Regions from separate parts of the Homo sapiens genome. Here region 1 is linked to region 2. Evidence: read pairs that join two places in POLR2A ChIA-PET (ENCODE). Cell type or tissue: Caco-2. All regions are shown on one strand. Links, peaks and the distances in the headings refer to the core of each region. The heading gives the core; the rest is flanking DNA. Region 1 overlaps RNF32-DT (RNF32 divergent transcript). Region 2 overlaps RNF32 (ring finger protein 32).

Region 1 (16,339 bases), core at 4,383-12,382, 52 kb before region 2:
CACCGTCCAGCCCCCCCCCTCAGCAGGGGACCGCCCAGCCCCCAACACCTGGGCACTGCCCCACTCCCCTCACCTGTCACCTCATCACCCAGCCCACGGTACCCTGCAGCTTGGCTCCAGGCCCACCTTCCAGGGCTCCCCTCGAAGCCTCCTGTCCGCTCAGCCCCAGGTGCGGCATCCGCAGGTCCCGTGGGTTCCACCTTCCCAGCGCCTCTGAGGCCTCGCGGCCGCTTCTCCCCGCGCCCACCCGCGCCCGAGCGAAGTCCCGCAGCGAAATCTCCGGGAGGCCGCGCCTCTCCTGTCCCAGCCCCGGGGTCTCCCGTCTCACCCCACGAAAAGGCAATCTGGGCCGTGACCTCCGAGGCCCCCAGATCCGCCCCCGAACGAGGCGGGCAGGGAGAGGACGCGTGGCCCCCACCCACTCAGCTCCCAGCGCGGAGTCCCGGGACCACCTTGCGGAGAAAAGTCCGCCCCGCACCTGCCACGGAGGAGAAGCTGGGGGTGGGGGACCCAGGAACTGCGGCTCGGCCCAGGCGGGGGACCTGGAAAAACCTCGCGCGGGGCGACTGGGGACGGCGGCGAGGAGGGAGGCTCCGCGGACGCGCGTGGGGCGGCCCGGGACAGCGGGAGCCAGGCAGAGGAGGCGGCGGCCCGGGGCATCCGAGCTCAAGCGCCGCTCCGCCGACGTGCATCCGGCCGGGCGCCTCCCCCTTTACTTGGCTTGCTCCCCCACGACCACCCTCGGCCCACCCTCCAACAACAGGGGCACCCCGCGCTCCCCCTGCGAGGCCACGCGAGCCCCGACCCCCCGCGCACCGGGCTGCAGACGGGAGACGGGCTCCAGCCTCAAGAGGCCCCAGACTTGCTGGAAAGGCAGATGTGTTTAAAAATGAAAAGAAAACCGGAACGGAAAGGTCTGTTCACTGGCAAAAGAAGTATTTACAAATCATTGTGGAAATATAGAGACCGAGGGGTAGAAAGCGGATGCCTCCTAAACCTGCGTGCGATCTTCTGAGGATAGGAGGACACCAGGCCCAGCCCCTGCAGCCCGGTGGGCTCCGCGGCGCCCCCACCCGCTTCCCCTCCAGGCCGTTCCTCCCACTGCGGCCGCAGCGTCCAGCCAGGCTCCTTCCTGGCCCTGAACACACGGTGACATTCCTGCCCACACGTCCACCCGAGGAGACTCTTTCTCAAGCCCCTGCCTGGGACCCATCCGCCCCTCTGACTTCCTGTCAAATGGACAGATGCTTAGTTATTCCTCGTTTTGTCGATGTTAAGTGAGTCTTTTTTTTTTTTTTTTTGAGATGGAGTCTCACTTTGTTACCCAGGCTGGAGTACAATGGCGCGATCTCGTCTCACTGCAACCTCCGACTCTCCGGTTCAAGCGATTCTCCTGCCTCAGCCTCCCTAGTAGCTGGGATTACAGGTGCCCGCCACCACGCACAGCTAATTTTTGTATTTTTAGTAGAGAGGGGGTTTCACCATGTTAGCCAAGCTGGTCCCGAACTCCTGACCTCAGGTGATCCGCCCGCCTCGGCCTCCAAAAGTGCTGGGATTACAGGCGTGAGCCACCGCACCCAGCCACGAGTCTTCTTAATTTAAACAATATGCCCCTTGAAGGTGTTGTGGAATCATTATTAGATCAGAAGATGAGTCGACTTCGTGCTGATCATAATCTACAACCTTGTCCAATTTACTTACTTTCTTCTCAATTTACTCTTCTACAAAGGAAGGGCGATGAGCCAAGTCATCTTAATTGTTCCCAAGGGGATTTTTATTCTGTTACATATTTTCCTCCTATCTGTATTACAGGAGGGCGAGCACTCACTACGTCCTTGCTTATTGGGGTTTTTTCCTCTTTAATATCTTACAACTAAGGCACACTGGAAGGTAGGAAAAGCCCTGGTCCATGCCAGGGGAGCTCTCCCAGGCTCCCAGCCCCCCAACAACATCTACAGAATTCTAGAGATAAGAGGCACCTAAGCGAGTCTTTATCTACCCTCCCCAGTGAGCAAACAGGAAAGCTGTCAAGAATTTCAGAACGCCCAGTTCTGCACAGCCCATTGTTTGAAACTGAACTCTGGACCAAAGTGCTTACAGTGAAGCCCAACATTTATGACATGATCTTAGCAGGGTCAGATGGCTCTGAGAATGGTTTTAGCTGGTGATTCTTTTCCTACTAAAGAAAATAGTATATCTGGAAAATTCTGTTTTTGGTTAATTCCTAAATAAACAGAACACTAGGAAGTAATTACTCTTGGCATAAATCTAGTGTTTAGAATTTTAGGATTTCTTCCCACAAAATGTCAAAGTTGGACTTAACACATGTCACATCATTGTCATTCCTTAAAATCAGAAACAATTTCAAATTGCTTCAGACTGACTTATCGGTGACAATAAACCAGAATTGAACATTTAAAATAAGTTTTATTTCATGGACTTCCTACAAGCTTAGCGTATGGAACAAGTGCTAAACACAAAACTATCTGTGAGTTCTGAATAAATATTTACCAATTCCACCACTACCACTTATTACCTCTCTGAACAAGTCTCTTAGACTCTCTAACTCTGGGCTGTTTGGCTTTTTTTTTCTTAACACAGAACGTGCTTCCCATTTTAAAAGGTAGAATGAGGATTAAATATGACGATTTATGCAAAATTACCTAAAATAATGCCTGGTGAGTAGTAAATGCTCAGTAAATATGTGTGCCTTTCTAGTATCCTTTCCAATATTAGGTTTGCCTTGTAAAACCGACCATTTTAATAGGAGCAATAGGGTTAAATAAAGTGAACTGTTGTGGAGATGAGTCCTAGCACACACCAAGAGAAAGTTCTAGCTCAGCATCCATCCAGTGCATGGGAGGAAAAGTAAACCTGACTCGATTTTTCAGTATTCTTATACTTAGAACATCAAAAACTAGATTCTAACCTAATCCCGATTTGAGGCATATGGATTACAGAAGACAAATTAAAGACAAAAACACATAAATAGTATTTATTCCCTTGCCCTAAGACTCCACAGCTACGTCTTGAGATTCCTCCTTAAATCTTCGCTGCATTAGAAGCTGGGGTGCTGAACTTGAACGGGCCCCGTGCTTAGAGATTGAGTCAGGAGCTGCATCTGTGCCTCCCGAGCACCTGGTGTGCGCCTTGCTGGGGAGCTACTTAGCCCCACTTCTGTTTCCGAATTCAGGAAGAAAAGTGGAGGAGCCGGCAGCAAGCAGGAGCCAGAGGGCAGGAGGCCCTGGAGCAAGAACGGGCAGCTGGTCAGAGGCCCAGCACGGCAGCCAGAACTTTCTTCTTTTGTCGCTGGCTAAGAAGAGAAAGACTACTTTGAAGTTCCCAATAGGTTTCAGGTACTACTTTTGGCTCCAGAGTATGAAGAGATGAATAGGAAAAAAAATCCCTTCCCTTAGGAAATTCAAGGTCTAGCAGAGACACAGGCACAAAGCCACCATCACGATTTCCTATCTGACGTGTTAGGACGACTTGCCTGTGTGGACAGGGAGTTACAGGTGCTGGGATGTCTTGCAAGGGAGCGCGTGTGAGCCAAGTCTTGCAAGATGAGAACTACCTGGGGAAAGGGTATTCCTGGAACGTGGCTCTCCAGCTTTTAGCTGCATCAGAGTCACCTGAGTTCATTAAAGCATGGATTTCTGGCTCTCCTTCCCAGAGTTTCTGATTCAGTGAGTCTGGAGTGGGGCCCGAGAATCTGAATGTCTAACAAGTTCCCAGTTGCTGCTGCTGCTGTGAGAACGAAGTCTGAGGACTGCCGTGGAGAAAGCGTGGCCAGAGCCCAGTGGAGACGGAAGATGAAGACACTGCTGAGAAGCACCAGCCAGGGCCTGCTCCCCAAAGCATCGGACTGCACTGGGACGCTTTTCAAGCTCCCAGGTGATTCCAATGTACAGCCCAAGGTTAAACATCAGTTCCCGGCAACTTCTCTATTCAATCATGAGTGATAGATGAGGCATTTGCTGTTTCTCCGAGCTTTGTGTCATTCCCAGACGTACTGGACATTCTTTAATGCTCTGCCTCAGTCATGGATTAACTGTTGACCAAGACAGAGTCAGAAAGCCCCCTGGAGATGCTGTTCCTCCCGAGTCAGCTGAGCTATCTAATGGCCTGGAGTGGGGCCTGTGCACTGTGGTCTGCTCACTGATTTCTTGGGGTGAGTCTTAGCCCCGCCTTACACTAAATTATAAGCTCCACAGAGCAGGGACCTCAGTTTCCTGCCTGCTGCTGTCCCCCACTGCCCAGCACAGGGAATGGGACAGAGTAAGTGCCCAGTGTTAACTTTTGCTGAGCGAATGCCCTAGGAGTCACTAAAGCCTGTTGTGTGGGAATGCCTGTGGAATCTGGCCTTTTACACACAGCCTGTCACTGAACTTTGTGTGTGTGATTTAAAGAAGGAAATAGAGACCATCTTTAGTGTTGCAACGCCTAGCGTTTCAGCCAGGCTTCTCAAGACAGAACCGACGTGGTTCATAGGAGCTGGAGGAAAGGGATTCATCAGGAAATTGGCTCACTTGATTATGGAAGCTGGGGAGGCCCACAGCAGGCCGTCTGCATGCTGGAGACCCCAGGAAGCTGGCAGCGCGGCTTAGACCACATCCGAAGGCCTCAGAACCAGGGAAGCCGGTGCTATAACTCTCAGTGTGAGGCAGAAGGCCCCAGTACCAGAGAGGGTCATGCACAGGGGGCTGGTGTGAGTCCCTGAGTCCAAATGCCATAAAGCCTGGAGTTCCAGTGTCCAATGGCAGGAGACAAAGGGCATCCTGGCTCTGGGAGAAGGGGCCAGAATCCACCCTTCCTCTGCATTTGTGCTCCATCCAGGACCCCCCAGCCAATTGGAGGATGCCATCCACATTGAGGGCAGTTCTTCCCCACTCAGTCCACTGACTGACACACCAAACTCCTCCGGAAACTCCCTCACAGACACTCCTGGGGCAGCACAATCATTCTAATCAAACACCAGGCCAACTGGATTTCCCTTACAGTAGAAGAGGGCCATGCCCAATGCCCACTGAAGCATAAGAATAAATGGTGCTTTGCCAGCTATTTGGGCATCCCTTAATACCCTGTCACCTTGACATCCAAAATCCACCATCCCAAGCTTCCCCCCTTGTCACTTTGGTACCCATACACATCTCCTTAAACCCGATTTAATCTCCAAATAAAGACAATAACAAGGTCATATTTCTGCCTAGCATGATACAGCCATGCTGTATACAACCAAAATCACATAGAAAACCATGCTGTGGTTTGAACATGCTCCTTCCAAAATCCAGGTGTTGCCAATGGGATGGTATTAAGAAGTGGGTCTTTAAGAGGCGATTAGGCCATGAGACTAAATGCCCTTGTAAAGGGGCTTGCTGGAGGGAGCCGGCTCTCTCTTGCCTTCTGCCAGTGGTCCTCCAGCTTTAGCTGCATCAGAATCACTGAGAACACAGCAAGAAGGCCCACACCAGATGCCAGCACCTTGACCTTGGACTTCCAGCCTCCAGAACTGTGGGCAAATTAATTTCCATTCTTTGTAAAGTACCCAGTCTCAGGTATGCTATTGTAGCAGCACAAACAAAGACACCTTTACCTGGTAAAGGTAAAGAGAACCTTGGATGCAAGCAATAGATAAGCTTTAAAATTCCTGAGGTAAGATCTATACGACAAGAAACACAGCTTATTGCTTACTTGAGAGAGTGTCTGTTCATTTTAATTTATCAATAGAATCCTCCTATATCTGATTTGGAGATATTCTTTAAAACTTCAGATTTCTTTTTTGCAGGGAGGCAGAGAGAGTTTGCCCCATTTCTCCTCCTCTCTTACGCTTCACCATGAGCTGGGTGTTTTCCGACCACAAAGCCACAGCAGCTTTCTGTCCTTGAGTTGAAGTGGTGAATATTGGCTCCACCCAAGATGATTCTAAAGCACAAGCCACATGGGCGCGTGGCTCAGATCCCCGTGGCGCCACTCTGCCAGTCACATCCTCTCTCAAGCAGGCCTGCAGCCCGGTGACGAGCACCCTCCACCCGCTGACTGAGAAATCAAAGGTTCAGGCCTCATTTACAGATGATTGTGCACAATACATGCTACATCTGCCCAGAAATGGAGAGACGGCTCTGAAGGACAGTGTTGAGGGAAGTATTTGCAGTGGGCAGAACTCCCAGAAAAGCACCTGGCTGTTCATTTTGCCCCAAAGAGAATATGGCCCAAGACAGCAGGAGCCATCAGTATGAATGGATGGCCCAGGACTTGGAAGGAATACAGCTGGAAAACTGATAACAGGGCAGTCTCTGCAGGAACTATGTGGATAGACTTCTTCGGTGGACACGGAGTATGGATAAATTTGTGTTACGCGGGAAAGCTTACCAAAGGGCAACTTCATCGGAGAAGGCTTAGAACAGATCCCAGTCTTTCTGGCACCAGAGACCAGTTTCGTGGAATACAATTTTTCCATGGACCTAGGATGGGGATGGTTTTGGGTTGATTTGAGCACATCACATTTGTGCACTTTATTTCCATTATTATTACATTGTAATATATAATGGAATAATCATACCACTCACTGTAAGGTAGAATCCGTGGGAACCCTGAGCTTGTTTTCCTACAACTAGCCAGTCCCACCTGGGCGTGATGGGAGGTGCTGGCTGCACATGGGCACCAGGAAACTCGTGATGATGGGTATGTTTTTCATTGTGATTTCCATGGTGGTTACAAGACAGTCTGCACTTGCTAAAATTCATAGAATTGTAAAATTTTAAAGGGGTATGTGTTTTTTAGCTCAATATACTTGAATTAAAATACACCAGGTACATAAATATAAATGGACAGGAATATTCTTACTACAAAACACAAAACAGAGAATGCCAATAACTAAAGGAATGCTTGAATAAATTGTTGCATCTGGACCATGCATTATTCTGCAGCTATTAATGATCATTTTAATATACAAGTTTAAAATTCCTACTAATAATTAACTCTGCAAATGCAGATTTAACAGCATAGCTGAATTTCTTTTGAGAATCATTCTCTAGAAGAGTACAGACTTAGGTATGCAACAATGTTCCTCATTCCAAACCTCTTTATTTTGCCGTTTTATTGATCTGGGCCATTGTCTGTTAAAAATCAGAAAGGAAATGGAAGTACACAGCTATCCTGGGACACGATTAATTTATCTCACAGAATAATCAACCCAAGCGCAATAAAAAGAATCTGAGACCAAATGTTCAGATTAAGATTATATGTTGTTGCTTTTCATCCAGTTTTTACGGTGTTTAAACAAGGATTTGGTGGAGCCTTGACTTCTAAAAGGTCACACTGTGCGACACTGCTCTAAATCTTTGTCTGATCTCACAACAAGGTGAGTTTCCTTAACGCTGCCACGAATCAGGTAAAAGGCACGCCAAGGTGAAAGTTAAATAAGAAACGATCTCAAATAGCATTTTTTAAAAGGCAAACATCAACCTTGTAAGTATTAAAAGCACGTTCTAAAATCCACTCTGATGACAGTTGAAGAAAGCCGCCTTTATGTGCACGGAGTCCCGGCTCTGCGCGGTCTTTTAAATGCGAGTGTTTACCTAAGGCTGCAGGCCAGGACCAGGCTCTGGCCTTGAGGAGGTGCCTTTGGGTTGCACACAGTGAACCCGATCTTTAACTCATAAATCGCTCTACACCTTTGTCTCCCCCGAGAAAGGCAGAGGTCTGCTCTCTCACAAGAACGTACAAGCCTCTTTAAAGTCAGGTGGCTTTTTACTCCGCGTCTCCATGCTTGTTGATTTAGAGTCTCTGAGTGACAATGCACATCACTGGCTTTTTTTTTTTTTTAGCTCTGTCATCTGTGCTACTGAGTGTACTTTGCCTCAGATCAAAGTTGAAAGCTTCTAGAAAGATACACAAACCACAATGTGACAAATAGCATGCTGTGTTTGACACAGCAAACAATAAATTACTTTCATCAATCCAGATAAAGAATCCCATGTTTTCAATGCTAATTCTGATGTCTGAAATGATAGAACTTTACTACACTCTCAAAGAATGAGGAGCTTTAAATAATGAGGAAAAGACACAAAACTCACATACCAGAAGTTCTGAAATTGCCATTGTTCAAAAACCTGTGGTTTCAACTTGCTAAATTTAAACTCTGCAAAACTTAAATGGAATGGTCTATATTCAAATAAAAAATGTTCATTTGTCTCTATTTTCTTAGTTTAAAAACAATTTTTCTGTGGTATATCTGTACCCAACCAGACTGTATCAAAAGAAGGTTTCAATATTATTTAACAATTCTACAACAGCCTATTTCTTTCCCATGTTAACTTTTGCCACAAGGTGCCCATTAATAAGGAATGGCATTGAATAAAGTTGCCACATAATCACTCATTAGACCCAGGTGGTACGTCTCATCGGCCATAGTCTGGGCCAAAGAACAAAGGACACTGCGTTTCCTGAGCACTGCTGCCCACTAGGCCCTGGCAAAGGGTCTCACAGGTTACCTAATTTAATCCCTCCACAATCCCCCGAGGCGGATATTATCACTCTCATTTTCCAAATGAGGGACTGAAGCTCAAAATAAGTGCAATAAGTTGCCCAAGACCATACGCACCCAGTGACAGAGCCGAGCTCTGCACCTGTCCTTTTACTTGTAAAACCCAAACTGTATGGGAACAGTTCCTTCCAATGAATGAGTTACTCTAACACTTAAAAACGGATGCCTTCACCTTTTCTTTCAGAACCCTTCCTGAATCCGGGAGAAACCCTCCTGTTATTTCACCTGTTACAAAGTAGTTTAATGTACTTCTACCACCGGATATTATGAATTCCACAACATCCTTCGGCTGCCCACTCCGGGTGGGTACTGGGCCGCGTGGTGAGGACAAACAGTTAAGAAAACAGGAAAACAATATTTTGGATCCCAGGAGAACTGTGTTTTCCACTTATAAAAAGTATATACATATATGCACTTTATATATATATATATACACACACACACACACACACATGCACTATATATATACACACACACACATATGCACTTTATATACACACACACACACACACACACACACACCCCTATATGTTTGGATTCAGACGTCCCGCCAGAACCTGAAAGTTCAACTGTGGCCAGCCGTCACCCCTCCACAGTCTCAGCGGGCTCCACCCGCACGTGTCAGCGCCCGCGACCCGGGATCCTCCAGAACCACAATTTGGGAGTGGGCCGGTTTAGGGTCAGCAAAAACGCTGGGCTGAATGTATCATCACAGAACCCAGGAGGGAACCAGCAAAGCGGCGTTGGCGCCCCGGTCTTTCCTGCGTTGGCGCTGGCCGCGGGGCCCAGCACCCGGGACGTTGGCGGCGGCAGAAGGGAAGGCCCCGGCCGCCCTGCTCCGCTCCGCTACAGCTGCAGGCCTCTGCGGTGACGGGTGGGGGCAAAAACCCTGCAGAAAAGTCACCGTCACACGCAGAGTCCAAAACTCCCCTTTCCCCGCTGGAACCACTTTCTCCAAGGAGCTCCGCCCCGCGCTCTCCCCGACCCCGTGCGCCCCCAGACCTCGCGTCCCCCGCGCTCTCCCCCGCCGCGCCCTCCTGCCCCGCGCCCCTCCTCGCCCCGACCCCGCGCCCCTGCGCCCGGGCTCCAGCCCGGTCCCTGCCGCCTCCCGCGCCCCGCGCCCCGCTCCTGCCCGCGGCCCGTCCCCTCCCTGCAGCGCAGCGCTCTGGGTTCGGGTCTCTGCCCTCTCCACCCGCCTTTCCCGCGAGTCTTCTTGGCTTCCGTGTCCCCCTCCCCAGCCGGGCGTCACCCCCGCACCCCGCATCTGCGCCCCCCTCCCGCTAACCCGCGGCCTCCGCAAGGGCAGCGCGCTCAGCCGGGTGAACCTGGAACTGTGTTCCTGGCCCAGCGCTTTCATAAAAGGGCGCGGAATAGTAAGTCCTAGTTCAAGGAATAAACACGGATCCCCACTGGCCATGCCGGGACTGACGCAGGAAAAGACGCGAATAAAAGCATTCATTAAAATATGCCACGACCAAACCACGGAGAGAGTTACAATAAAACAGAACAATTTCAGAAACAGAGGGAAGTGATACTTGCGTGTATTATCCGTTTATTTCTGTTTCTTTTAGTATTTCTACTTGCATAAAACTACTTTTTCCATTAATAAAGTGTACACGAGGTAAAGGTTTTGGGCAGAACATTTGTCTTAGTGGATATCAAGAGAAAACTGCTTCTTGGATGATTTGATGGTCTCCAGGCAAGGGCGCATCTCAGGGCAGTCGTGGCAGGACGGGCACAGCTGTGGTGTCTCCCCCAGGCTGGGCTGCACCCGTTTCTGTGCACGCAGCGCACACGGGAGTCTAGAAGCGCACACCTGCTGAACTTAAATACAGTCTAAACTCCATTCCTTTATGATTCATTTTAAGAGTAATAAAGAGTGACAGTTACTACACAGGCTTTAAATATGGGGGAAATGGAACCCACCAGCAAGACTGTTACTACTTAATGGCTCCTAACTGGGAAACTGAGTCCAGTCCTAATTAAAGGAATAAATGTTTTCCTGTGGATGTTGAAAATAAATCCTTAAATACTATACGAATGGAAGAGCCACCCATGACACTTAAAATTTCCACAAAAACATTTACTTCCAAATTATCTCTGCACTGTGAAAATAAAACAGATATGTGAACTGCAGAAAAGCAGTCCAGTGGCCTCGTTTTAAATATTCTATCTATGAATTCATAAATTCTGGACTCATGGACTAAGATCTCGTTTAAAAAGCAGTAACAGGCCAAATGCAGTGGTTCACACCTGTCATCCCAGCGACTTGGAAGGCTGAGGTGGGAGGATCACTTGAGGCCAAGAGTTCACGACCAGCTCCAGCAGCATAGTGAGACCTCCGCCTCTACCAAAAAATAAAATAAAATAAAATTAGCTGGGCATGGTGACTTGTGCCTGTAGTCCCAGCTACTCAGGAGGCTGAGGTGGGAGGATGGCTGGAGGCCAGGAGATTGAGCCTGAAGTGAGCTATGATGGTGCCACTGCACTCCAGCCTGGGGGACAGAGCAAGACCCTGTCTCTTATAAATAAATAAATAAATAAATAAATAAATAAATAAATAAATAAATAAAAGTAGTAATGCTGTGTTTCATACATGGCAATTGTCAAACCATCCAAGAAGCAGTTTTCTCTTGATATCCAACCATTTTCACTTTCCTGAACAAAGCAAATCATGTGGCGACACCCGGAAAATCACAAAGTCACTGGGTAGAGTGCGGTGGAGACCCCTGTGTGCACTCTGCCGGGCAGCTGTGCGGTCCCTCCCCCTGGAGACCTGGGCTCAGCCATGTGTCCTGCTTCGACGGCTGGCATGTTAGCAAACACGCCGGCCAAGGCCCACAGCGGGCGTGCACACAGGCTTCCCGTCCTTTCTCATGGAGAAACACAGCTGAGCTGGGTAGCTGGAGGATGAAGAGCTTTGGGGCACCACGGCTGAGTTGCCCCGGCCCAGGCCAGGTTAGCCAGCAGCCTGCGGCTCCGTTTGAACGTTAGCTGCTTTGGGTTTCTTCTTCAGCAGATTGCCTGTCCATACGGTAAGTCATCAGTGAGACCAAAACAAGCTCAAAACAAGCTTCTGCTCAGCCCGGCCAGGACCGCCAGCCTGCAGGCCCACTCGTAAATCCAGTGAAGCTGAATATCTGAAACCAGAGTCTGGGGGTGAGCAGGGTTGGAGTACAGGGTTACTGAAACACTCCCTAATAACACAAGCCTGGAAGCATCAAGAGACAGCACACAAACGGATGAGAGCCAGAGGCCAGGCCAAGTGTGACAGCATAGCGCTTACCACGGCCTCCGCAGCAGCAGCTGGGGAAGGAAGGCCAGGCTCTCTGGACCGACTGGCCGGGAACCCTGGGACCTGGTGAACAGCCTGACCAGGGAAGCCTGCGACATGTTAGTCAAGGGGCCTAGGCTGGAGCTGGGAGGCCACTTGGGCTTGAGCCTCTGGCGGCTTAAGTGGAGAATGTTCAATCCCAGACTACAACCCCCTGGCTGAGCGGGGGTGAGCCAAGGCATCTGTTGTGGTGGCCCTCTCCCTCTCCAAGGGCGCTTCTTACAGTTACACCCAACCCTCAGCTCCAGGGCTGCTTTGACTGCAATCAAACCCATTGTAAGAGTTGAAAAACGACTTTTGCAATTGCCCCCTCTCCTGATTCATCCTTTTTTCTTTAAAAGCTTGGAATCCTCCCTTGTCCTCTGAAGCACTTCCCAAGGTAACTGGGAAGCATTTCCTGGGCTACAGTCACTCAAATGTGGCTCAGAAAAATTCTTTGTGGCTTAAGCTGTGCCTCAGTTTCCTTCCAGGTCCACGACACCCAGTTTCTGTATATTTTGCCCCTGCTTCCAAATTAGGACTAACTAGAGAAAGCCAAATATGTTCGCCAAACCACTGGCATGCGATGCTCACTTTGCATGAGCCACCCCCACACTGGCAACCTCCAATCAGGACACCCTAGAAGTTTTCCTTTCTTCACTCTACAGCTTTCCTGCTCTCCACCTCTGAGCCCCTGCTGAATGCAGGTGGTGGAGCTGAATTCCTTGTTATCACAAGCTGTAAATAAACAGCCTGTTTGTTCTCCTTTGGCTGGTCCTTGCCTCCACAACCAAAAGCGGGTAGAGAACTGGGGCCATTACTGTTACAGGAAAGTGGTCCCGATCTGGACCCCAAGAGAGGGTTCTTGGATCTTGCGCAAGAAAGAATTCAGGGTGAGTCCACAGTGCAAAGTGAAAGCAAGTTTATTAAGAAAGTAAAGGAATGAAGAATGGCTACTCCATAGACAGAGCAGCCCTGAGGGCTGCGAGTTGCCCATTTTTATGGTTATTTCTTGATGACATGCTAAACAAGGGGTGGATTATTCATGCCTCCCTTTTTAAACCATATAGGGTAACTTCCTGACGTTGCCATGGCATTTGTAAATTGTCATGGCGCTGGTGGGAACCTAGCAGTGAGGACGACCAGAGGCCACTCTCGTGGCCATTTTGGTTTTGGTGGGTTTTGGCCGGCTCCTTCACTGCAACCTGTTTTATCAGCAAGGTCTTTATGACCCGTATTTTGTGCTGACCTCCTATCTCATCCTGTGACTTAGAATGCCTTAACTGTCTGGGAATGCAGCCCAGTAGGTTTCAGCCTCGTTTTACCCAGCTCCTGTTTAAGATGGAGTTGCTCTGGTTCACACGCCTCTGACAATACTACAAGCTACAACAGACATAGGAGCCAAATGGATGGGTCACAGGGCATAAGCATGGTTAATATGTGCCAGACTGAAAAACTGCATTGTGGTATTCATTCAACTTTGACTTCCATTGTGTTGCAGATGATCAAGAGGCTCTTCAATGCATTCCTGAAGCCTTCCTTAATCCTTCAGTATGCAAGTCTTTTCTCTTCTGAAGCTCCTGGCCATCAGTCTTGTCATTTTCTCTTCTAAAATTATCAGGTCTATTTCCGCCAGATCTTTAATCAGTAACAGCTTTACCTAAGAGCCTGCCACGTCATTTCCGTCAATTCCATTAAATCCTGAACCTTTCATGGAATTTGCAGTTTTTTCTTTGCAATCTTTTTACCTTGTATCCTTAAGTGTCCATGATGCCCTGCACTGGTGAGAAACAAGTTGACAAAGATACCGATGGCACAGTTGCCAGTGGGAAGTGGGAAGGGATATTTGAATAGCAATATTCTTATAAATGTTTCATTAGAAAATTTTCATAATAAAATCAGAATATCAATGCCTGTCTTTTCATTTTTTTCTATATTTTAGAAAGATCCTTTAGAAACAAAATAAATTATCTAAAAATTAAACTCACTACTTTTTACTTTCTATCTGTAGGAAAATCCCACTTGATCATGGTGAATAATTCTTTTAATGTGCTGTTGAATTTGGTTTGCTAGTATTCTGTTGAGGATTTTTGCATCTATGATCATCAGGGATATTGGTCTGTAATTTTCTTTTCTTGTAGTGTCCTTGTCTGACTTAGTATCAGGGTAAACTAGCCTTGTGAAATGAGTTTGAAAGTATTCTCTCTTCTTCAATGTTTTAGGAAGGGTTTGAGAAGGATGGGTATTAGTTCTACAATTGTTCGGTAAGATTCAGCAGTGAAGCCATCAGGTCTTGGGCTTTTCTTTGATGAGAGATGTTTCATTACTGATTCAAATCTCCTTTCTCATTATTGATCTATTCAGATGTTCTGGTTCTTCGTGATTCAGTCTTAGTAGGCTGTACGTGTCTAGTAACGTATCCATTTCTTCTAGGTTGTCCAATTTGTTGGCATTTAATTCTTCACAGTAGTCTCTTATGATCCTTTGTATTTCTGTGGTATCTGTTGTAATGTCTCCTCTTTCGTTTCTGATTTTATTTGTCTTTATCCCAGGGATGCAAGAATGGTTCAACGTACACAAATCTATAAGTGTGATTCACCATATTAAGAGAATGAAGGATAAAAACCATATGATCATCTCAATAGATGCAGAAAAAGCATTTAACAAAATTCAATATTCTTTCATGATAAAAACTCTTGACAAATTAGGTACAGAAGAAGTGTACCTCAACACAATAAAAGCCATAGATGACTAATCCACAACTAACATCATAAAGGCATACCTTAGAGATATTGTGTATTCAGTTCCAGATCACTGCAATAAAGCTAATTTTGCAATAGAGTCACATGAATTTTTTTGCTTCCCAGTGCCTACAAGAGTTATGTTTATACTATAGTATATTAAGTATGCAACAGCATTATGTCTAAAAAATGTACATACCTTAACTTAAAAATACTTTATTGCTAAAAACACTGAGAAAGCAAGCACAGGCTGTGGGAAAAAAATGGCACCAGTAGATTTGCTCGATGCCACAAACCTCCAATTTGTAAAAAAATGCAATATCTGCAAAGTGCAATAAAGTGAAGTGCGACAAGATGAGGTATGCCTGTACTCATGGTAAAAAAAAATTGAAGGCTTTTCCTCAGAAACCAAACAAGCATGGGCAGGCTCACTACTTTTATTCAACATAGTACTGGAAGTCCAAACCAAAGCAACTAGACAAGAGAAAGAAATGGAAAGCATCCAAATTGTGGGGATGCTTAAAAAAAATAAGTTAAATTGTCCCTGTTTGCAGACAACATGATCTTATATATTGAAAATCCTGGCAGGGCACGGTGGCTCATGCCTGTAATCCCAGCAATTTGGGAGGCTGAGGCGGGCAGGTTGCCTGAGCTTGGGAGTTTGAAACCAGCCTGGGCAAGATGGGGAAACCCCATATCTACTAAAAATACAAAAAATTAGCTGGGCATGGTGGCGGTGCCTGTAATCCCAGCTACTCGAGAAGCTGAGGCAGGAGAATCGCTTGAACCCAGAAGGCAGAGATTGCAGTGAGCCAAGATCGCACCACTGCACTCCAGCCTGGGCGACAGAGTGAGTCTCTGTCTCAAAAAACAAAACAAAACAAAAACGAAAAAGAAAACCCTAAAATTCCATCAAAAAACTGTTAGAACTAATACGCAAATTCAGTAAACACACATGAAATGAAATAAATATACAAAAATCAGGAGCATTTCTATACACTAACAACAAATTACCCAAAAAAGAAAACAATCCCATTTACAATATGTAATACCTACAAAATAAAATAAAATAAAATACTTAGGAATAAATTTAACCAAAGAGATGAAAGACTTCTAAACTGAAAACTGTAATACAATGATGAGGGAAATTAAGAAGACACAAATAAATGAAAATCCTGTGTTCATGGATTGACAGAATTAATATTGTTAAAATGTCTGTATCACCCAAAGCAATCTACACATTCAATGCACTCCCCATCAAAATTCCAATAACATTTTTTCACAGAAATAGATAAAACAATCCTGAAATTTGTATAGAACCATAAATGACCCTGAATAGCCAAAGCAATCTAGGTTCTTGAGCAAAAAGAACAAAGCTGGAGGGATCAAACTGACTGACTTCATAATCTGCTACAAACATATAATAATCAAAACAGCATGGTACTGGCATAAAAACAGACACATAGACCAATGGAACAGAATAGAGAGCCCAGAAATAAATACACACATTTATGGGCAATTAAGTTTCAACAAAAATGCCAAAAACACACAATAGGGGAAGGACAGTCTCTTCCATAAATCATGTTGGGGCAACTGGACATCCATATGCAGAGGAATAAAATTAGACCCTTTCTCACACCAGATTTTTAAAAATCAACTGAAAATGGATTAAAGACTGACATAAAACCTGAAACTATAAAGCTAGAAGAAAACATAGGGGAAAAGCTCCATGACATTGGC
Region 2 (16,339 bases), core at 5,004-13,003:
TGAGATGCTGCTAAAAATCCTGTTTAACTTTAGTTGGCTTTCCAACCTAGATGTTCAAATACTTCTAGACTTTCTTTTCTAGTTAAATCATAAAATTAGGTTAAATCAAAGCAACTTCTGTTTGGCCATTTTGTGCTAATTGTTTAAATAAACTTATCTCTTCAGACACAAGACTGGAAACCAGCTTAATTTTTCCCATCTCCTGGGCTATATGTAAATGAAGACATCTGCTGCACATCTCATAGTAATGAAAATAGAAGCTGCCTATAAAAATAAAGCCCCCACATGCTACCATTGTATTGAGTACCTCGTGGGGTCATCACAATGAGCTTTAGAGCTAACTTCCATGTCTACCCTTCCTCTTAACCACTATTTATGCTTTAGTTTTACTTTTGGGGGACTTATTTAACAATTTCCCATTCCTTGTCCCCATATGAAAAGGACAGTCCTACCCCATCAGCCTGTGGCTTCAGGCAAACAGCAGCAGCTCCGAGGCTGTCATATGAAAGCCATCACTTCTTCCTGGCAGTGTTGGCCTGAGAAGAGCTGTAGCATTTATAATGGCCCAGCACACAGTAGGTGCTGGAAATTCTGTATTTATTATCACTATTAACTCCTTTCCTAGAATATGGAGATGAGTTACTGTGTGTTCTGTTCCTGAGAGCAGTGTCTCTGATCTTCAGAGATCATTCGTCTCGGGTGTTCATTCTCAATTTGGTAAAGGACCGCCATGCACGATTGCGTCATCCTTCCTTTACATTCTTTCCAGTTTTTTATCTTCAGTCGTTGACAGTCAGTTGTGTTCTCTGGGCTACTCTTAGTAATTTCTAATATGTCATAGTAGGTTGTCTCTTAAATCAGAAGTGATTTTTTGTCACCTCTTATACAATTTTAATTACAGATTTGATAGTCATTTTACCTTATATATATAAATATTTTTCATGTGCACACATCATTTTATAAGAACTCTTGAAGATAAAGGCCCACTGAAAGTGTTGGTGGTCTCAGCCCATTGAACTGGACGAGAACTGGCCCAGGTTGCTGGAAACAAGTGAAGCAACCATTACAATGTGCCTTGTGTTATCTTGTAAAGTAGCCAGTGAAGGTTAAGTTTCAGCGTTCAGTGCTCAGGTGTTCAAATGCTGCAGCCTTCAGCTTCATGGAAAAAGGAAACGAAAAATAACAAAAAGCAAGTGACCAAGAGCAGTCGGGGCAGGGAGACCTGATCAAACAAGTTCCTCAGTTTCTAATTCAGTGTCTCCCACAGAGAGATGGAACTTTACAAGGCAGATTCATAGCTCTGTCCCACTGGACGTTGGGTCCGCTGCCCTGTGGCCATCCCACCTCCCCACAAATACTGTTTTTTGTTTTATCCTTGGTTCATCCCAACTGCTGCCTCCTCGTCCTGAGCCCTCATCGCTCGGAACGCCCCGCTCTGATCCCCGTGTCTGCTTTTCTGAGCACACTCTTGCCCGCCCCCGCATGTCCTGCCCGTTCCTACTGGTTCCCTCTGCCTTGCTTAAAATGTGCCAGTTTTTCAAAGCCTAGCTGAAGCTTTCTTCCAATTTCTTTGGTCTTCTCTAAACCTCTATTGTATGTTTAAACAACACCATCTAAGAGATCAAGAAGAACAGAAGTATGAATGCTATTCTAGCTTGTATATTACAAATGTGGTTTTTCCTTTGGGGCTTTTAAGATGATCTCAGATGATTTCAATAGCAAATTCACTTAAGCTGAATATCTGTGAAGAAACTGATAAGTAAAACTGATTTTTTATTTTTTGCAGGGGTGGTAGTTGAGAACAAACTGTATAAGTTGTTTTTTATTTTTATTTAGAGACAGGGTTTCGTTATATTGCCCAGGCTGGCCTCAAATTCCTGGGCTGAAGCGAACCTCCCACCTCAGCCTCCCAGTTAGCTGGGATTATAGGCAAGAGCCATAGGCTAGGGCAGTGGCTTTCAGACTTTTCCTCAACCACAATAAGAAATATCTTCTAAGCAATGTTGACAGAAAAACCAAACTCTGTAAAGTATTTTAAAGAAGTTGACTCTGACTGATACGAGTGACTGCAGGCCAGGAAACCCACTCTCAAGGAGTCCTGAGAAAGTGCACCCCGGGCGGTTGGATTACGGTTTGGTTTCATACATTTTAGGGAGGCAGGAGTTACAGGCAAAGACATCAGTCAGTACATGGAAGTTATACATTGGTTTGGCCAGAAAGGCGTGATATCTTGAAGTGGGGGTTTACAGATTGTAGGTGGATTCAGAGATTCTTTATTTGCAGTTGGTTAAAGGAGTAGGGCTCTATCTAAATACTGGAGTCAGCAGAAGGGAATCTCTAAGTTGAGGATGCTGCGCAGCAAGACTGATGGCCTGCGGCATGACTGTCCCTTGCCGGGCATGGCCTTAGGTCTTGTTTGTACTTTGGTTTCTTACTGCCTCAGACTGCCGTCAGCCTTATCACTTTTAAAGGAATACTGGTCACTTCAGCTTAAACTCCAGCAAGGAGTGGGCATAAGGGGCATCTCACCTTTCTTCCCATCGTGGCCAGAAATTCCATTGTTAAGGTTTTCCTAGGGCCCCCTTGGCCAAGAGGGGGTTCGTTCTGTTGCTGGGGGCCTTAGGATTTTTTTTTTTTTTTGAGACGGAGTCTCGCTCAGCTGCCCAGGCTGGAGTGCAGTGGCACGATCTTGGCTCACTGCAACCATCGTTTCCCGAGTTCAAGCAATTCTCCTATCTCAACCTCTTGAGTAGCTGGGATTACAGGCACCCGCCATCATGCCCAGCTAATTTTTGTATTTTTTAGTAGACACAGGGATTCCCCATGTTGGCCAGGCAGGTCCTGAACTCCCAGCTTCAGGTGATCTGCCTGCCTTGGCCTCCCAAAGTGCTGGGATTACAGGTGAGAGCCACCATGGCCTGGCCAGGATTTTATTTTTAGCTTACAGCAATGACCCACCACATGTATACAGTTAACAGAAACGTAACTTTCGCAAAGCAAAATCTGCTTTCACTGCAGGCACCACACTGTGTTCATTTTTATTCCACTTCGTTTCCAAAGTGCTGGGCCTACTACATTAATGTTATGGGTCACTGATGGGTTGTAGATATCAGCAGTCTGCATTATCAATAACTGCCACCTTAAACATAATACAAGTGACCGTGTTATCTGCTGAACTGTAATCTTACCTCATTCAAGTTTCAAGTGTGGGGGTGGGGAGGAACAGATGTATACATATACGCACACACACTCAGATCATAGTGAGGTTATACTCATAATTTGTTACATGAATAGGGATCCTATCATGTAACTCTTGCTCACTTAACTCATTTGGCCATAAACACTTGAAATCTGTAAACTCAGATCTCATGTTAAATAAATGAAGATTGAACTTACTGTAAAATAGTGTATTAGCAGTAGGTAGTAGGTGCCTATATGGGTCCATGCCCTATGTGCTTGTATGCCTGTATGGGTAGAACTCAACAGCTGTCCTTTATAATAAAGACCACTTCTTAATCATTTACCAAATGACCTCACCATTTGATGCTTTTTTTCTACCTTTCCAACTTAATAAACTCATTCTGTGAGCGATGGGAATCCTCTGAGAAATGTTAATCTACAATTTTAGAATGCCCTGCATATTTAATGGAATCCAAAAGGTTACTGAACTAGGTTATTGAATTTCACATTACCCAGGTGTGATGGTTAATTTATGTGTCAACTTGACTGGGCTAAGGGATGCTCAGGTTATCTGGTTAAACATTATTGCTGGGTGTGCCTGTGGGTATTTCCAGATGAGCTGAGCATTTGAATCAGTGGACTCAGTAAAGTGAATTGCGTGTGTACACAGGCACAGTCTCACTCTCTTGCGTGTGCTTTCTCTCTGTCTCTGCCTGACTGCTTGACCTGGGACGTTGGTTTTCTGTAGATACACAGAAAGGGAGGTGTACCCATATAAATAGAAATCATTTTAAAATTACAAAATTGTTGTATACAACTTTATGCAATAGAAGTGAAAATATAATTGAAATTACTTCCTGTAAAAATAGCAAACGTGGAAAGAAATTTAAAGTATGAAATGACTGAAAAAAATTATATGAGCATCTCCGTTTTTACTGAAAAGATATTAAATAAAATTTAACAGCCATTCTTTTTTTTTTTTTTTTTTGAGGCACAGTCTCGCTCTGTCACCCAGGCTGGAGTGCAGTGGCGCGATCTCGGCACACTGCAACCTCCGCCTCCCAGGTTCAGGCCATTCTCCTGCCTCAGCCTCCCAAGTAGCTGGGACTACAGGCGCCCACCACCATGCCCGGCTAATTGTAGAGATGAGGTTTCACCATGTTAGCCAGGATGGTCTCGATCTCCTGATCTCGTGATCCACCAGCCTCGGCCTCCCAAAGTGCTGGGATTACAGGCGTGAGCCACTGCACCCGGCCTTAACAGCCATTCTTAATAATGAAAGACACTAGAACTAGAATGAAATTTCCTTGTCACATTAAAAACTATGTGTCAAATACTAAAAACACATTGTTTTAGAGAGTAAAAAACCATAAAGAAAACTAGGTTACTTACTGTCATCACACTTGAGCCAATCCTTGCCAATAACACATGAAAACAAAATATATGTGTGTGCACATATGTGTATATGTTATGCATATTATATAAATCCACACATGTATATTACAATTTTACATTATATTTATATTAAAATAAGCCAAACAAGGAATGTACCACACTGATAAGAAAAAATTTTTTCTGATGGAATAAAAGGCTTGAATAAAATGACAGACATTTTACACTGGAATGAGTAAAAATGTCCACTTACTTTATATAAATTTAATGTAGTTTCTAACTCCCAAAGGAGTAGGATTGGCTGTGCATTTAGGACTTTACAGGTTAACTCTAAAGTTTATCTAAAGAGGTATGAAGAGCTAATAATTTTTTTAAAAGACAGATTGATGAGATAGAACAGCCTTGTTAGATATCAAAATATATAAATTTGGCAACTAAGATTCTTGGGGAATAATAGACAAACAATGAAACAGTAGAAAGTCACACATCTCAGCATACAGGAAATTTTAGTGTACTAAAGAAGGTATTTCAGACCAGTGGAGAAAAAAATTATTTGAGAAAAATCAATTGGGAAATTGAGTTCATTCATCTGAAGGGGGTTAAAGAACACTGCTTTATGCGTTACTGCCAAGAACATTCCACACGGATTACACTCTCAAATACATTTTAATGGATACATGAAATTAATGGAGTCAAATAGCTTCCTGGGTGCCTGCTCTCTGCCTGTGCTTTGTTAGTCAGGGGAGATAACGAGGGAACAGACAAAACACCACAATCCTAGCAGAACGTGTGCAGCTCAGAGCGGGGAGAGAGCCTGGATCTCAGATTCTGCTCCAGTGCACACGGCACATTGCGTGATTGCCACCGTGGCTTTTACAACGTTCTGAAGGCTATAGAAAAACATTGCAAGGGCCGGGCGCGGTGGCTCACGCCTGTAATCCCAGCACTTTGGGAGGCTGAGGCGGGGGCATCACGTGAGGTCGGGAGTTCGAGACCAGCCTGACCAACATGGAGAAACCCCTTCTCTACTAAAAATACAATATTAGCCGGGCGTGGTGGCGCACGCCTGTAATCCCAGCTACTCAGGAGGCTGAGGCAGGAGAATAGCTTGCACCCGGGAGGCAGAGGTTGCAGTGAGCCAAGATCGTGCCATTGCACTCCAGCCTGGGCGACAAGAGTCAAACTCCATCCAAAAAAAAAAGAAAGAAAAAGAAAAACACTGCAAGAGCACACTAGGTGGTAATTTGTCCTGGTTGACAAGGCAAAATGATCATCTTGATTTACATGTTTGGTACAAGTGGAGAATTTCCTTGTATATATTATATATTAATGTTTAGGGGTTGCATCTATTTTATTGTTCTTTTTTAAAGATGTAATCAATGAGTAGAATATTTTACAGCTCAAAACTGGAAGAGCTTAATAATAAATGTGAGACAAATAATACACGGACCCTATCTTAGTAAAGAAAGTCATCATCATCCTCAGATGCCTTTAGAAAAGACTCTTTTCATCTAGCATAATAGTATACTATTAACAAGTTTATCTAGTTTAATCTGGGCATAACATGTGAAAATGTCATTTTTCCAATGATAGAAACAGAATTGTATTGTTTTCACCAAGAAACAAACATATGTTTCAGTAAAAAAGAGAAAATTGAACTGCTTTCCTTTAAGTACCTATAAAAATTTTAACGTAAGATTATAAGTAAAATGAGGCTTGTTAAGCTTCTAGAAATCAGATTAAGATATTTAAAATAAAAACATAACTGTGGGTCTCAGGTTCTCAACTCAGGCTTCATTTTCTCCTTACATTTGTCCTTTATATTTCCAAAAGTTCTTCAGAACTAAAAATGTGTACTAAATAAGGACCAGCTTCAGATTCATCGGTGTCTATAGGTTTCCTAGTAATACGGCCATTAAAAATAAATTCCAAAGCCAGAATGAACAATGACTTTATCAAGGCCCCTCTGAGTGAGAGACTAGCTTTGTAATGTAGTGAAATTCCAGGCATGCCAGGTTTTTCTGCGTAGTATGGGAAGCCACCCCTGAGTCTGTTCACATGCGTTCACCTCATCACCCCTTCCATACTTCTATGTGTATGCAACTCTGAGGTTTGAATTTTAGAAACTGGAAATCTTACAAAGCAAAATGTGTGGCAATTAATAAGATTGAATATGGCAAATTCTTAATGATCTGGGGAACAACAGTTTTTAAGTCTGGGAATAACATGTGAAACCAGCAGCTACATTTCTAAGTGGCATCTCCATTCTCACTGTTGGTGAACGTTAAACTGTTGCAAATTCATTTTATTTTTAACCTAAAAAAACTGAAATCACAAATTACTAGGAGAAATCAATCACATGACGCACTCCAAAGTTAAAGGTACGTCAGCGTCAGCTCCCCTGACTCTCTGTCAGTGGCTGATTCTCCACTCCCACCCACCAGCCATCTCGATTCTGCACTCCAGTGCTTTTCAGTCTTCTAGACTCTGCTGAACTATGAGAGAAATCTGGGGCTTCAACAAAGTCAGTGCCAACTTTTTAAACTTACCTTACCAAGTTAGAGGAAAAAACAAAACACCACGTACCATCAGAATCATTGTGTAAAAGAAAGACCATTTTAACACCAGAAAAGAAAAAAGTACCTGACCGCACACTAAAGGATATTCCTTTCACACTGCAGACATTTGGCCTTACACATATTTCACTCCACTGAATTTATTCTTTCTTTCTTGGCTGGCAGATAGGTGAAAACTTGTTTGCTATACTTGGGAACCATTGGTTTCGATCAAAGATAAGTTGCCTTTGGGGAAAGAGAAGTCTAATCAATAGAAAGGAGGGCAAGGAGGGATAATAGTTTGATATTTTTAGACATAGCTGATTAGGAAGTGTTTGTTTCCCTCATATGTTTTAGGATCTCACCAAGAGGGATACGTTTTTAATACTCAGGATGAGATTAGCCCAAGCCATTCTGTTTTTATAAATTAATCTATTTTGCTTGTCGAACTTTGTTCCTACATTTTTACTCCTCTACTACAGGGAGAGTTAGTGAAGTCTTTTCTTTAGTTTTCATGCACCTTTTGGGTGTGTTGACGAGTGAAAAGGGACCCTCTTTCTGTGAAGAGGAATGCTTGCATACACTGCAGGTTTCTTTTCACAAAGTTGTGTTGCTCTAAGATGTCACTGACACATTCCTAACAAAACCCAACCACAGCAGTGATGTCGTGCTACAATGTAGATCCTTTCAGCTATATTGAAGTCTTGTGGTAAGAATTGAAAAGGTCAGATGTTGAGTTTTGTACCCTTAGGTAAGTGTCAGAGAATAAAAATTCACTCAGAAATGCCTGTGTCAGAGAGGGTGTTTGAGTTGTCTCGGGATGATACAGTAGTCCTCGAACACTTATTCATTCAGGTTTTGAGGAACGCAGATCAAAGAGGCCTGGAAAGGTCACTCAAGCTGTTCTACTAATACCTAGCACCGGTGTGTACAGAAAGTCCACAGTGTTGCCCAGAATGCAGCGGCTAGGCCTGACTGCCTTTGATCCTTATCTAGAAACTCTGCTAGCATATGTCATATGATTGAGGTAGGGTCTTTTATTGCTGCAATTAAAACTTCTCAAGTGCATTATATTATCTCCGCCCCAGCTAAAAGTCCCAGACATTGTTTAGAAAGTGGGGTGAGTGATTTGTCAGATGCTGGGGCGGCTTTAGGGGCTGCTGGCTCCCACACCCTCCAGCACAAGATTTCTCTGACTTTTTTCATTTACATCTCACCAAACAGCATAATGGTCTTAAAGTTTGCTTAGTCCTTTGACTTCCTTTATCACATAGAGATGGCAAACATTCTGTTGCTAACTTGAAGTGGCTCCAAGCAGCAGGACTGGAAGGATATTAAACCAGTAAAAGCTTATCAACTGATTCATTGATATGCTGTAAATTCCAGGCTTTTCATTTTGCTTTTGAGGGCGGCCATAAGTCAACACATTAGTAAGCAATTTGCTGACATCAAGATGGATCACTTAAAAAGCCCTCCTGAGTAGACAGAGTTCACCTGGGTGCTTTTGTTAGTATATTTTTTTTAAATGTTTAGCCAGCTTGTTACTTGTAAATGACCAGTAATTGTTTTACATATCAATAACTCAAACTCTTATTTAGTTTATCAAGTATCTGATATGTGAGGCTTAAAAGGAAAAATTACACTAAGACATTCATTCTTTGTAAAATTGAAAATGTTTAGGTATTTTGTCTGTTTCTGTAAAATTCATAATATCAACCACTTGTTTAAAAACTAGAAGTCAGTTGTCATTTGTTTTTGACAGTTCTTGCCCTTTCAGTTACTAAGGTCATCTAACCCACATAAAAAGCGAGGGAGTAAATAAAGGAATAAAGAAAGCTGCACACGGAAGAATCTGACAATTAAAAATATCTAATAGTAGCTGCCCATAGGATAGTACTTTGAATTAACTACAATAGTTAATAAATGTTGATTTGACTTCTAAAAGTACCACCCTTGCTAACTTCTGAATACTCAAAGCTGTAAGAATATTCATCCCAGTTCACTGTTTAAATTTGTCATAAATGTCTATGGAAGGACTTTCAGTATATTTATTAATAAGCTAATGTCAATGTTATGATTATAAGCTAAAGTTGACGTTTTACTGAATTTTGACGCTGAAAGTAACTTGAAAATCATTTTAGGTAGGCAGTGTTTTTTCTTAGTTCCCCCAAAAAGGATTTCTACTGCACTCCTTTGGAATATGTACATTTGAGGCATATATTTGCTCTCATTTCTCATCTGTTGCAAACCTAAAGTCAAAATTTCTTGAATGCTAAGGGCCTTACAAAGATGAATTGGTGCTTCCCTGAATCTAAGGCACTCATTCAAGGAGATAAGCAGTGCACACAGGAAAAAGTTAACACTGGGCAGCTGACGTGTGTGGAATGAAAGGAGCAGCAGCGCCCTGTGAGAGCTCAGAGAAGAGAGGTCACCTCCAGCCCAGGTACCTGGGACACATGGATCCCACCAGTCATTCATGTGCAGTCAAGGAAACAGAAAAATCTAACAGTGATTCACTGAACTGAGTCAACAAGTTTGGCCAGACCATAAGATTCACACAGGAAAGGAAGGAACAAGAAGGAAGGAGGGTGGCCCATGGGGAGTGACCTGGGAGAGTGTTCCCAGAGGACAGAGGCTGTTGAGGGGAGGCGGGTGGAGCCGGGCTCCAGTGACTTGCACCTGTGGGTCTTGCCACCCTGCTTCCCTCTGCCTCTGTGTCCTCACTCCTTCCTTCCCAGGTCCCCGTCCCACTGGCTGCATCTGCCCAGAGCGCCTTGTAGGCTGACTTCCCAAGAAGCCTGGCGATCCCTCCCTCACTCCGTGTCTCCCGGAGTCCAGTGCCACAGCAGCACGCTTTCCATCGTCAGCGGGGCTTTTCTTGCTACACGGGAGCTCTCTGTTAAAGGAACCAGTGTTTGTCATCCAGACCATCAGGCTAGCACAGTGCCTGTTCTATGGCAGCTGAGCAATTCCCCAACTCTTTTCACCCCAGCCCCTTTAGAAACTTGTCATTCACCATGCGGATCCTGTAAGTGGTAAATTTAAGTTAAAATTATTTACTTTAGATTGATTAAAATGCATATTAATAGTCTTTAACCACCATTACATATAAAGGGAATTGTTTTTCTCATTGAGGAAATGCTTTAATTCCTCTTAAGGAAGAAAAAAGTATGAATTGTTAATAAGTGTAAAAATGATATTTGGTTACATAGGGTAAGTGGATAGTAAAATATAAATTAGACTCAACTGCATGAAAAGTCTATGCGAACTGCTTTCATGGACTGGCACTTGGAGTTGTGTACTTTGTGAGCCTTCATTGTAAAGGGTGTGCTGACCAGCCCCTCTGGGCAGACACAGGTGCAAGGGCCCAGGTGTGAGCACCCAGCCGGCGTGCCTGTCTAGGTGCATGTGGAGGCCGCTCGGGTGGTTCGCGCCTGCTGCAGGGCACGCTTCCTGCAGGGAGCTGGGGAGAGACAAATAATAAAATATTTTGTTACAATTTTCAAGAATAAGTGCCAGGAAGAAAAATGCAAAGAGAGGAAGGGGAGAGAGAGTGAAGTGAGGGGTGAGATGTTTGAAATAAGGTGGAAATGTCTGAGGAGATGCACCCTGAACCCAAATGGAGGAACCGTGCCGTTCCCTGGAACCTCTGTCCAGGCAGAGGGCAGCACGGCTTAGCATGTGGGAGGGGCAGGCTGGCAGAGTGTGAGCCGCTGGGCACAGGTGACCCTTCCAGGACCCAGACCCCTGTGAGGCCCTGAGCTGGGCGCTGAGCAGATAGGTCATTTTCAAGAGGGCGACCCACAGCCACGTGAACACTGGAAACTGCCCTCAGAGCCCCGGGGATGCGAGGTCAGCAGCTGGGACCCAGACCAAAGAGGGTGAAGAGGGCAGGGCTGGGACTCCCAGGGAGAAGGGGCCATGGCTGGGCCCCTCCAGCACAGGCGCTTCCTGGGAGCCTCTGCAGGGCGTGCCCATGGAGGGGAGGCTCAAAATAACCAGATGAGACGTGCAGTTGGGCCTGCAGCACGCAGGGCTTGGGGACTCTGTTCCAGGTGACAGGAGGGCGGGCGGTCATGGCCTAGTGCCATGAAAATGAAACACAGATCCCTGTTTAAAAGAAAGAAAACATGGGAAAGTGCCATCCAAGTACTAAAAGTATAAAGCTGTATGTACTTCTGTGGCCTCTCTCTCCAGTGGTCATGTAGTTTTTTTTATTTGCTGTTTATTTAATGTTATTCTAAGAAAAAATTAAATTATAAATTTTATGACTTTCACAGTGCATCTTTACACCAGAATGTCAGTTTTAAGTGCAAATATTAGAGCATTTAAGTCATACGTGGAATCACCAAAAGCACACAATTCGTATTTCCCACCCACTAGGGCACACACATTTCCTTCTTTGCAGAGGAGCTGGATGCTAAGCACGGCTGGCTCTACTGTTTTGACTTTGGCTCTTGATACACACACATTCTAGTCAGGCCCTGCCTTCAGCTCACTGAGGAGTCAGGTCTGCAAGGGGGGCCCTGCGTTTTGCATCCCCTGGAAAGCGGGTCCAGGGAAGTGACTTGCCTAAGAGAGGATGTGGCGCAGGATGTCACTGTCAGAATTTGAAGAGAAAAGAGAACACGTGGGACAGAGGCAACAGCTTGAAGCAACAAAGGCTAAGAATTTTCCAGATCTGAAGAAGATACAAGCCACAGATTTAAGAAGCCCAAGGAAGCCCAATATGATTTTGTTTTAAGTGTCTAGTGAGCCTGCAGAACACAAAGCACGGAGTCATCTTGGAAGTGGCCAGGAACGAGGACAGACGATGGCAAACCCTGGGACCTGCAGATTTCCCAGTGGGAGCGGCAGAAGGTGAGATGGCATCTCCGTGTGTCGGGAGAGACCTAACCGCCAGTCTAGACTCCCATGTGAACCAAATGAAAGTTACATTCAAGACGAGAGGCAAAAGAAAAGCCAGACAAAAAGTGTGCCACTAGAACGTCTTCGTTAAAGGAAATTCTAAAGGATGCCTTGCATGAGGAAGGAAAATGGCCCCAGACGGGAAATCTGAGATGTCAGTGGTAAAAATGTGAGTAAATCTAATAGACATTGATTCCACCGAACAAGAAAACTCATGTCTCAGGTTAAAAGAGAGAGAGAGCTTATGACAAAAATAACATAAAGCAGGAGAGGAAAATTAAGTATGCTCAGATCCTTGTATTGGTTCGAGGGATAAAAATTCCAATTTAGACCTTAATAATGTAAGTATGCACTTCTAGGGCAATAGCTAAAAGAATAGAAACAGAGTTTTAACCTTCAAAACAGTAAAGAGAATGAATAGAAAACTTTAATTGAAAAGAGCAAAAATTAAGAAACCAATGGCAGGGCAGATGGAAGACAGAGCAGGATGGGTGCACCGTTTGTCTGTCAGTAACAACACAAAGCGGACTGAGTGCTCCAGCACCAATCAGATTATGTATGTGTTACTCAGAAGAGATGCCTGAAAACGCGAACAGTGTGTGTGTGAGTGTGGTAACATATTATATGTACTATAATATACACATAAGCTCTTTACAGAAGAAGGCTGATGTGCTGATACCTGACGAAAGAGATTCTAAAGCAAAGGCATCATTAGAGATAATGGTGTAGAACACCACACCGAGCAACGGCAGCACATATTTTCTTTCAAAGTACAAATATATCATTATAAAAACTGACCATACGCTTGTCCATGATGCAGATGTCATCATAGGTCGAGACATTTATGTTTTATAAGTTCAGCTTCTAGATTCGGGGGTGCCTGTGCAGGTTTGTCACTGGGTGTACTGCAGGACGCCGATGTTTGCGGTACAGGCGGTCCTGTCGCCCAGCTCATGAGCACAGTCCCCAACAGTTAGTTTTTCAGCCCGTGTCCCTCCCCAGTCGTCCTAGTATCTCATGTCACCATCTTTATGTCCACGTACTTGAAGAAACTTAAGTCGTGTAGAGTATGTTCCCTGACCACGGTGCAGCTGAGGCTAGAAATAAATTTTTTTTAAAAAAATAGAACTATCTCACGTTTGAAAATAAACGGTTCTAAATAACGTATTAATCGAAGACAAAATTATAATGGAAATGAGAAGAAATTTCAGTTGAATAGCAAAAGTACATATCAAAACTTGTGGAATGGAATATTTCATCAAAACTTGTGGAAAGGAATATTTGCGTCTGCCATGCTAGGTTTTCTTCTGTGGAATCAAACACCTGAGTGTGGAATTAGTTTGTGATTCTTATGTATATTAAAATATCCTAAGCATTTATTTGCTTTCTTGCTATATTACACCAGTTACCATTAAGACTGGAGCACTAAGTGTTAAGGGCCACCCTCCCTGAGATTTATTTGGTATATATGCAAAACTGACAAGTCTGTTTCTTTCAACAAGTGCCTACTATGGTCGGTGCGTGTACTGAGCTCTTGAGAGGGTTTAAAGGCAGGGTGTGACGACGACAGGTGCAAAACCCTTTAAAAACCCTGGATGCTATTACCAGCGTTAAGAACAGTCCTGGCCCCAGGACTAATAAAGGAGATAGGACCTGTATGCCACAGTGACTGAGGCAGAAGGAGGCAATAGGTGACATCAGTATTGGACCTCAGGGTCTTTGTCATCAATAGGGCCACTTAGGAGTCACCCAACACAGTTGTTCAGAGCATATGAGCTCTATTTCCATCTAAAGTGTTTGAAGGAAAATGTACTTTAAAAAGTCCTAATGATGCTGTCTTTGGAAGTTTATCTTGAGCTAAGTAACTCATTTATGTAACATCAGGACAGCTGGGATTGCTCCAGGCATCCTGTAGAGAGAGCGATACACTCACGTATGATAGAATATATGCACACACAGGTGACACTGTAACATAAATGCATATAGATGTACATACATATTTATATGTGGCCCGCACACTTACTCTGTTCCTCTCTCAAGTGGCTTCTGAAAGCGCACGCACAGCGATACCCATGCTTGGAGTTGGGAGGTGACACCTCCAGGAATGATAACTAATGCTGTGTTAAATAACTTTGCATATTTAAAAATGTGATCGGTAACTTCTATGACCGTGGTTCTTAAACCTGAATGGGCCTCAGAATCACCTGGAGGGCTGTAAAGCATATCGCAGGGCTCACCCCGCGGACTGTGGCCTCGGCAGGCCCGGGGCAAAGCCTGAAAAGCTCTGCTTTTCTCACAGATTCCCAGGAGCTGAGGCTGCGGGGTCTGGGCCCCACCTTGAGAATAAACACCCAGATCATATCGATCATTTCATTCAATTGATCAGTCATTCCAAATAGTACTTTTATGTCCAAAACTAATCTCAGAACATACCTCACAAGTTGAAACACTTTGCAAGGTCTGGACTAGAATGTGACCCTTTTTCTGAGGTATAATTTTGAAGGAAGAAAAGATCTTGCTTTTCAGGCATATGTGGAAAGTATCTCACACTTAAAAACAATTTACAGAAAACCTGAATTACAAAGCATCAATTGGAGGTAACTGTGTATATTTCCAAGTAATTTTTCCTTTTACAATGTATAGAGAACTCTTCTACTTTCAATAATTTATTTAGATATTATTAGATATTTGAAAGGCCAAGGAATAAAGAAAATTAAAATTAAAGCCTTAGGAAACGTTACCGATTCAAGACCCTAAATTAAGATACAGCTGCTTGGCAATTATAATTACATTCAGAGTGAAAGAGAATTTGACTCATAAATAGAAAAGCAGCTTCCACCAGGCTTCCAAGTACGGCTAATCCCAAAACACAGGTGCCTGGAAGATCCTCAGCCACCCCCTTCATTCAAACCCCAACCCTTGTGGACTGCCTGCTGTGTTCACAGAATGTTCTTTACTCAAAAGGACCTCTCATCCTTAAAGCCAATACTCATTCTTCTAACATCCCAGGGAGAAAGGCAGCTCATAGTCTCCACAGCACTCGACCCTGCGCTGTCTCACGATCTTTTTGCAGAAGGGAGAGAATTGGAAGAGAACTCCATGTCCTCAAAGGCACCTTCAGAAGTCTGGTGATTTAAATACACACTACGTTCTGCCAGGTTGCTCCACATTAATAAAAAAAAAAAAAAAAGAAAAAGTGAACGTGAGGACTCCAGTAGACTAGAATATTTGAAACCTGGACAGTCATGGACCATCCAAAATGCATTTTCCCCATCACATATCTAAATGTGTGAGATCTCCACGGGACTTGTTCATTTCATCCTTCTTTGTGCTTCAAGCCGGATTCCATGAAGCAGATGTAACTGCTGAATCGGCACTTCTCACTGCTGGACAAATAACCCCCCGAATTTCAGTGACTGAAAGCCAGAGCTTCGGTCTCATAGGACAGTTCAGGTGTCCTGGCTTGCAGGCAACATGCCAGCCTGTGGGGCTCGGGAACTGTCTCCCTCTGCCCTTTATCTGCCACCCCCCGGGCCTGGAGAACACCCAGAAGAGACATGAGCCACGTCCATCTGGAAGAACTACTTCACGTGGCCCCACCTGGGCATGGGGGAATGGGAAATGTCATCTCTGGGTGAGCCACAGCTCTGTACTTGAAAGGACAAGCAAGAGGGCAGGAAGTGTGGCTGACAGTCACCATTGGCACAACCTTTTACACACCTTATTCTCCTTTGCTTTACACTCTTCACATGTACTAAAAAGGAGCCGCTGGTGTGGCCCTGAATGAGCCACCTACCCGTGCCTCAGATGACACTGGTGGCCACTCTGTAATGACTCAGACCTTTCTAGTGTAGGATGGCTTGAGCCCGGGAGGCCGAGGCTGAGTGAGCATTGATGGCCCCAAGCACTCCAGTTTGGGTGACAGAGCGAGATGCTGTCTCCACCAAACCAAACAAAAATACCAAAAAAAACAAAGTACTGTATTCAATTAATAAACGTTGAAGTGATAATATTTTGGATCTGTTGGGTCAGATACAATATTAAAATTAATTTCACCTTTTAAAAAACTTAATGTGACTGCCAGAAATTTTAAAATTACATACGTAGCTCACAGTATGTTTCTATGGGACAGAGCTGATCCTGCGAAATTCGAACTTTTCTCTCAACTTTTAATTTCAAATGTGTTCCTGCTAATGGTCAAAGCTCACAACCAAGAAAACAGCAGGGGAGGGAAACAATATACCCTTTTCCCCTACCCTCCTAAATTCTTCAGCTGGAGCCCTGTAAGTTAAGCTTAACGAGAA

What was found. ChIA-PET counts read pairs that join two places held together with the same protein. Peaks named below come from ENCODE experiments on the same cell type or tissue, not always from the same donor. Only the 100,000 strongest peaks of a DNase experiment are listed, where the experiment ranks them.
Region 1: POLR2A ChIA-PET joins it to region 2 with 13 read pairs; 4 of 35 experiments call an interaction of 5 or more read pairs at or near these places.

What each region holds. Positions count from the first base shown.
Region 1 is chr7:156,607,183-156,623,521 of GRCh38, forward strand. All of the region lies in intron 1 of RNF32-DT (RNF32 divergent transcript), which reads right to left. Among named protein-coding and RNA genes, the nearest start is that of RNF32-DT, 25 kb to the right of the region's middle. RefSeq lists enhancers at 403-914, 5,759-5,928, 6,039-6,158, 12,279-12,968, 12,969-13,658 and a silencer at 12,439-12,639. In Caco-2, for the core only: no CTCF peak of the experiment used is centred there; a DNase peak (open chromatin) is centred at 7,659; H3K4me3 peaks cover 2,854 bases.
Region 2 is chr7:156,658,698-156,675,036 of GRCh38, forward strand. All of the region lies in intron 7 of RNF32 (ring finger protein 32), which reads left to right. It overlaps RNF32-AS1 (RNF32 antisense RNA 1), which reads right to left and starts at 1,262. Exons shown (of 3, transcript NR_189275.1): 1 at 1-1,262. It also overlaps a transcript of LMBR1 not described here. In Caco-2, for the core only: no CTCF peak of the experiment used is centred there; DNase peaks (open chromatin) are centred at 6,600, 8,094 and 9,544.